2 separate regions of the Homo sapiens genome follow, and region 1 is linked to region 2. Evidence: chromatin contacts called from ENCODE Hi-C or POLR2A ChIA-PET data. All regions are on one chromosome and are shown on one strand. Each heading gives the region's core, a stretch centred on a gene start or an enhancer-like site at or near the end of the contact. The rest is flanking DNA. Distances are from core to core; before and after follow the strand shown.

Region 1 (3,972 bases), core at 640-3,139, 36 kb before region 2:
CACATATATATATATATATATATATATATATATATATATATGAACAGAATACAGATCAGTTGTTGCTGAGGAGTTGGGTTGGGGAAGGGAACTGACCACAAAGGAGCAGAAAGGAACTTGTGAGGTGATAAAAAAAAAAAGTCCTAATCTCGATTGCTTATATATTTGTCAAATCCCACTGAAGTATACAACTGAAAGGGTGATTTTTACTGTATGTACATTATACCTAAAATTAGAACCTAATTTAAGAAAAAATCAAGCTTTGGAGAAAGACTTCCTGGGTTCTAATCCTGACTTCACCATGTACTAACTATGAATTTGAGCAGGTTACTAAACCTCTGTATATCTCAGTTTATTCATCTATAAAATGAAAATGGTAATAGTTTCTCTCTCGTGGGGTCATGAGAATTAGCAGGAGCAATGCTTATGAAGTGTTCTGTGTAAGATGTGACACACAGTATAAGCTCAGTAAGTGTTGGGTATTCTATTTTTACCATTATTTGAAAAGAATAAAGTATCCAACTGAAACTGGTATTTTTCAATAGCAAGGGCAGACCTTAAACCTAAAACTTTGGATTCCATGCTGACAGCATATTTAATTCAGCAGTTTTGAGAACAGATGATCTTTATGATGGATTATTAAAATTCAGTGATAATCCAACAGGAAACTTGAAATATAGTAGTCAAGACCTTATTTTTTGAAGGAGAGATTAGCCCGACATATACAATCTGGGTGAGTGGAGGGCCCAGGATAGACCTGGGCAAGCCCTCCATGGCAGGGGGCCGGTGTCCTCCTGCCTTCTGTGATTCTCTTCAATCTTCCTGCTCCTTCTCGATACTAGCTGAGTCCATTTCTTTGGGAAGAAGCCTCAGGCACTAGTCATGACAGGCAGCTTCCCGGAACCCCAGCTGAGTGCTCCACTTCTAGACAGGAATGATAATGGGCATGTCTCAGGAAACAAACCTTAGCCAAATGGGTCCCAGCCATGAATCAGATTCCACTCAGGATGGAAAGATTCTACTCTTTCTTGGCACCCAAGAAAGAAGGCTGGTACCATATTTCATCAACTCTAAGGGATACACTTTAATCTTTTAAACTGGGATGTATCTTTTAGTCAATGCATGTCATTGTTAAACTGGAAATACTTTTTCCCTTAATGGTGTATAAAATAATGTTGCACCTCAGAATTGAGGCATCTTAGAGTCTATGAAATGCAATTGCTAACACAGTCCCAGGAGCCAGATCCTACCCATCCTTAGACCAATCACTTTCACAATTAATCTCTTCCCTTCCCACTAAAATAAAGGTTCCATGAAGGCAGGATCTTTATCTGTGGGACCTTGGGCAGATTACTGAACTTTTATGAGCCTCAGTTTTCTCATCTGTAAAATAAGCATAACAGTACCTGCTTCACAGTACTGTGAGAATTAAGGGAGACAACGCATGTAAAGTGAATAGCACAGGCTCCTGTCAATGATAAATGTTCAACTAATGCTACAAAATAAGGTCCAATCCAGATGACTGACCCCTCCCTTCAGGGCCTAGAAGCCAAGGGAGTCCCAACAGGCTAGCCTGGGTAGTTCCTGTAACCCACTGTTGACTCTGGCCTACATGTTCTTCTGTTTGGTTATGTTAATTCAATAAATTATAATCCCTAGGGGTAGCAGAGGCTATGAAGCCCCCGTCAGTGTTGTGCTTGCCCACAGTACACAGCTCACCTCTGTGACCTCTCCAAGTCCATGAGCTTGCTGAAAAATCAGCCAGAGAGTCTGTGACAAATTACTTGATGTGGCAGTGATGACTGAGCAGACAGCTTCTGCCAGCTGCCCCTCACCCTCCACCCCCACTAGCCCCGTCGTCTGTCTGCCAAAGAGCAAACACAGCCTGAGTACTTCTACTGCAGAGGAGCCTGGGTGTTCCTCTAATCAGCAGAGGACAGGAAGATGTCGCTGACACTCTGACTGAGACCCACATGCGAGCCACACTGGTAGCAGGGCCTCATGTTCTGGGAGACAGACTGTAACCTGGTCGTTTCTCACCATCTAACTTCTCCAATATCTTTAGGGAGACATCTTCACCCTCCTAAATCATGGGACAGTCTGTGGTCACCATTTCCAAAGTGCTCAGCCTTGTTCAATGAGTCATAAGGATTTCCATGAGGCGGTACTTGAGCTGTTCAAACTATTTTACTCTCTACTAGATGGACCTTTTTTTTTTTAGATGGAGTCTCACTCTGTCGCCCAGGCTGGAGTACAGTGGTGTGATCTCGGCTCACTGCAACCTCCACCTCCCGGGTTGAAGCGATTCTCCTGCCTCAGCCTCCAGCCTAGAATTACAGGTGTGCACCCCTGTGCCGGCCTCTAGATGCACCTTTAGAGATTATTTATACAGTGCTGCATTTTGTACCTTTCTCAGCAGAGCAATGGGGTGTGAGTTACAGAACTGGCTGCTGTCAGGGGTCCTGTAGACCACAGGCATCTGGGCCTCTGGAGGATGGCGTGAGCAGCCTCTCAGAATGCCAGCCTTCTTAGTCCTTGAGCAAATGCAAGCCAGGAAGGGCAGCTTCTGGAGAGCTGCACAAGGGGCCAATGTGGGAATAATCAGAACTGGGCATACTTTGTTCATATAACTTTAAAGCATAAAACTGGATCCGTTATTATGATCTATTTTTACTATTGTTAATAAAAGGGATTCTAGCTGCTGAAAATAGAAAAATTTCAAATGTGGCAAACCAGGGTTTGAATCCTGGCTCTGGCACTTACTAGCATAGACAAATTACTTCATCTTTTGATCCACAGTTTTCTTATCAACAGGATTGCTACAAGGATTAAATAACATAAAATTCACAAAAGCACTTGGCATCAAGTCTAGCACATGACAAGCACTCAGTAAATAGCAATAATTGTTGTTATAATTAATTCACTTCAGTGCACCTTTATGTGAGGGCCAGTACTCTTTCCTAGTAGTACCAAAGATGCTACTTGGTGTGCACTTTAGAGACTATTTCCATAGTGCTGCATTTACAATTTAATCCAGATTATTTCTGCTTGACACCTCCAGTAAAGGCACTATACTAAAGAAAACATACTTTTATCTACCACACAGCAGATGCCCAATAAAAATGTACTAATTCAAAGACTGTCTTATAAAAACTACATTCTATTTCTTCTTGATCTAAAATCCACCATTTTAACCATTTTAAAGTACAGATGTTCCTTGACTTATAATGGGGTTATGTCCTGATAAACTCATTGTAAATTGAAAATATCAAAGTGAAATATGCATTTAATACCCTGATAAACCTACTGCAAAGTTGAAAAATCATAAGTTGACTGTCCTAAGTTGGGGACTATCTATATATGAATCAGTGGTATTCAGTATATCCACAATGTTATACAATCATCATCCCTAATTCCAGAACATTTTTATCACCCTAAAAAGAAAATCCGTACCTATTAAGCAGTCACTCCATATTCTTCCCCTTCCCCCAGCCCTTGGCAACCCGGAATCTGGCTTCCATTTGTGTGGCTTTGCCTATTCTGGACATTTCATATAAATGAGATCATAAAATATGTAGCCCTTTGCATCTGGTTCTTTCATTTAGAATAATGGTTTCAAGGTTCATCCATGTTGTAGCATGCCTCAGTACTTTATTTATTTTTATGGTTGAATAATATTCCATCATATGGATATCCACTTTGTTTATCCATTCATCAGCTGATAGACATTTGGTTTGCTGCCGCTTTTTGGCTATTATGAATAATGTTGCTAGGAACATTGGTATGTATGTTTTTTGTGGAAACATGTTTTCAGTTCTCTCAGGTATATACCTAAGAATGGAATTGCTGGGTCATACAGTTACTCTCTGTTCACGTTTTGAGGAAATGCCAGACTGTTTACTTTTTTTTTTTGAGATGGAGTCTCGCTCTGTCGCCAGGCAGAGCGCTATCTCAGCTCACTGCAACCTCCAC
Region 2 (3,704 bases), core at 774-3,273:
ACTTTTATAACAAACAAAATAAGTCAATAGCAACTAGGAGGGAATGGTCAGTTGATACAAGATAGAGAAAGGTATAGGGATAAAGAAAACATAGACTAAAGGCCTGGTGACTTTGAGACAACTACAAGGGCCCTAGAGCGTTAGCAAAGGTATGTAGAGGGCAGAAGGTAAACAGTGTGGCCCATACAATACAGGAAAATATATGTTGGCTCAGCTGCGTCAACAGTGCCATGGTTGAGATTCCAATGTATGTAGAACCAGGGACAGGGTATATAGTTCAACAATCATTTTTCCCTGTCCCAGTAGCTCAAGAGGCTGCCTTTGCACCTGTACTAATAATAATTAAATTCAATGCATTGCTGAACCATAAGTCTCATTACCAGGATCTTGGGCATAAGCAGCACAAATGTATAACCAAAAGTGCTTACAGTCTTTGTTCTGGACCCTACATACCAGTGATCCTGAACTTGTTTTCAATCACAGATAACTTTGAGAAGCTGATCAAAGCTATGGATCATCCCCAGGAAATTGTGAATCACTTTTGAAGCACCATAGATGTCAGGTTAAGATCCCCTGCTAGAGTCAGACGGGAGGTGAAAAGCAAAGAAACACCTTAGTCGACTAAAAGGAAGTAAATGGCACACATCTGATGGATACAGCTGTTCCCAGAGCAAGGTTATCCTGGGCTGGCCGGAGGCACAACAATGTAGGCAGCTTCCTTTGCTCAGAAGCAGAGGGAGATTTGGGTCACACATGGTGCTGTCTGACCACGACATTCTCGGTAGTGTAGGCTGCTCTGCTAACTGTGTATTGTCCACTGGTGGTAGGGCTAACTAAGAAAACCCTCCCAAAGAGACAAGGAAGTGATCAGACAGAAAAGCAGAGCTTTCAAAGCCAGCATTAAAACAACCCATGTTGAAAAGAGTGGTAAATTGGCCGGGCGCGGTGGCTCACGCCTGTAACCCCAGCACTTTGGGAGGCTGAGGCGGGCGGATCACAAGGTCAGGAGATCGAGACCATCCTGGCTAACACGGTTGAAACCCTGTCTCTACTAAAAACACGAAAAATTAGCCGGGCGTGTTGGCGGGCGCCTGTAGTCCCAGCTACTCGGGAGGCTGAGGCAGGAGAATGGCGTGAACCCGGGAGGCGGAGCTTGCAGTGAGCCGAGATCGCGCCACTGCACTCCAGCCTGGGCGACAGAGCGAGACGCCGTCTCAAAAAAAAAAAAAAAGAGTGGTAAATTGTGTGTGTGTGTGTGTGTGTGTGTGTGTGTGTGTGTGTGTGTAAGGTGTGAAAGAAATATTTTTAAAACTGACAAGATAAGTCTCTTGAGTTGGTCAAAAGACTTCCCCTAGTTGTGAGCTGGGATGAAAGGGGTTGGAAGAAGAGACTAGATATATATCTATCTTTTTAAAGTACTGAGTGGCCCCATCTTACCTGCAATAGTTGTGCTCACCCAGGCCCCCCTCCCCGTTGGGGTATTTCAGAGTGTTGTATGGATGCTGGAAAGTCTCGTTCCAAAACAGACATGGCTTCCCGCCTTGTAGTGCTGTCCAGTTCTGTGTTCCCCTATAATCCGCACCATTGGCTGTGAAACACTCTAGAAGAAAAAAAAGACAGAGCAAACTAATTTTCTGGCAACATTCATGGTTTCCTCCCTCTTTGGTTGATGTTTTGTTTTGTTTGGACCAAGCTGGAAATGGATAGTGTCTTGCTAGATCCTGGACACAGTGCAGTTAACACTTCTGGGGCTGAATAAATCTGAAACAAGGTACCCTCAAAAAGCTAGGCTAATCTTGGCACTAGCTTGTCTACAGACACTAGAACATTTTCCCCTAAAGTATACAGATCCCAACTAGGAAATAAACAGGGAGCTGAAGTGTACTGAAGCCCATGAAGTGAACCAGGAAACCCCTAAATCTGGGAACAGTTGGTAACAGCCATCCATGTGGAATTCTGGATACTCTGAGGGGGTCACTGCTCTCGCCAGTGGCTCTGTGTGGTAACTGGAACCAGGTCACCAGCTGTAACTGAGCTCTTCCCTACAGTCTGAAAGGCTGCACTGACACTTGGATTTAATAAGATCATCGGATACAGCAATGCTTTGGAATCCCAATCACACAAATCTGGGAATGACTCACATTCCCTGGTAATGAAGAACAGTCCTCCCCATGCTGTTTGAGATAGAGGTGGAACAAAACAGACAGTCAACATGAGGGAGGAAGGGCCGGGCTGGCATTTTCTCTCACCTCTTTCTGAAATTCTTTTGATGAGGCACATTGAAAATGGTCTCAGGTCCAATTTAATAAAATGACAAATCCTCACAGGTGCAACAATGTGTTTCTAAAATCTGCTTCTCAGACTTTGGGGGATGGGGACTGAGGCTGATAGGATTTTCACCCACATATTGCATGCATTAAACTCGAAGAGGTTCATGAGACAGGCACAGTACAAAGAACAATTTTTTAAAATTAGCTTAGTTGAAACTGACAGAAGCACTTCAAACACTTCTTTAAGATATATCATTAGAAAACTGACAACCTGGGGGAGTTACACTAGCATTCTTAGCTGCATTTCTTTCCTTCTCCTGGCATGCACTGACCTATAACTTCCAGTATTAAGGACTCTTAATGCCATCTCCTGTTGTCATCCATGTGCCTACTCCAGTCTAAGCGTGTGAACAACATGAACACATTCTGGCAGATATTTCTTTTAATACTTCAAACTATCCACAGAACATCTCTCTTCCAGCACCTCCTTCCTCTGACCATCCAGGCCCTGTGTTTTGTCTGGAATGGCACCATTTTATGGATAGCCAAAATAATCTGAATGTCCACCTATGCAAGAAACCCTAGGAATTTATTTTTTATTATTTTTATTTTTTGAATGGAGTCTCACTCTGTTGCCCAGGCTGGAGTGCAGTGTTGCAATCTTGGCTCACCACAACCTCCGCCTCCCAGGTTCAAGCGATTCTCCTGCCTCGGCCTCCCTAGTAACTGGGATTACAGGCACCCACCACCATGCCCAGCTAATTTTGTATTTTTAGTAGATACAGGGTTTCACCATGTTGGCCAGGCTGGTCTCAAACTCCCAACCTCAAGTGATCCACCCACCTGGGCCTCCCAGAGTGCTGGGATTATAGGTGTCAGCCACCACACCCCACCAACCCTAACAATTTATCATGTTTGGTGCAATGCTCATGTGTTATGATAAGTGCAACTCTTCGTGTACCATAAGGACCAAACCCCTCTACCAAGAGTCTGCACAAATAAGTTCAAAGGAGGCATAAATTGAAGGAGGCAGTTCAGTGTCGCATAAAATGCACTAAACCAAGAGACTAAGCCTTGGCTTCTTGTCCTGGACCTGCTGCTGACCAGCTGTGCGACCTTGGATGAATAAACATCATCCAAATCACTTCTAATATTTACACAGTGTTTTACCATGTGCCAAACTCTGTCTAAGTGCTTCACAAATGTCAACTTGCCACCAACCCAGAGAGGTACCTTAGTACCCCATTTTACAGATAAGGGAGCTGGGCACTCGACCACACCCTATACTGCCTCTAATGGACCCTCCTCAGCATCATTCTTGCTTCTCCCATTCTCTCCCTCACTCCACTTCCGATTCGTCAGCAAGTCCTGTTGACTTCCCTAAAACATACACCCTGAAACTGCCTTCTCTCCATCTTTGATGCCACCAGTATA

What was found. Hi-C counts contacts between places; a loop is a spot of excess contacts on that map. ChIA-PET counts read pairs that join two places held with the same protein, here RNA polymerase II (POLR2A). Pooled maps may share reads with other maps.
Region 1: a map of astrocyte of the cerebellum shows a loop between it and region 2 (5-fold over the local background). The contact joins two enhancer-like sites. A Hi-C loop is called at or near these places in 1 of 168 maps with a recorded cell type or tissue (astrocyte of the cerebellum), 1 of 37 single-sample maps with no recorded cell type and 3 of 50 pooled maps. POLR2A ChIA-PET finds 5 or more read pairs at or near these places in 10 of 52 experiments (AG04450, BJ, GM10248 and 7 more).

The regions. Positions count from the first base shown.
Region 1 is chr22:29,127,593-29,131,564 of GRCh38, reverse strand. The region is part of intron 5 of KREMEN1 (kringle containing transmembrane protein 1); the gene reads right to left. Among named protein-coding and RNA genes, the nearest start is that of KREMEN1, 57 kb to the right of the region's middle. RefSeq lists a silencer at 2,357-2,565. Within about 2 kb of position 1,889, at least 4 of the 41 ENCODE cell types and tissues checked have a DNase peak (open chromatin) inside an H3K27ac peak, as active enhancers do.
Region 2 is chr22:29,092,154-29,095,857 of GRCh38, reverse strand. It overlaps KREMEN1 (kringle containing transmembrane protein 1), which reads right to left. Exons shown (of 9, transcript NM_001039570.3): 2 at 1,438-1,600. Among named protein-coding and RNA genes, the nearest start is that of KREMEN1, 21 kb to the right of the region's middle. Within about 2 kb of position 2,023, at least 7 of the 41 ENCODE cell types and tissues checked have a DNase peak (open chromatin) inside an H3K27ac peak, as active enhancers do.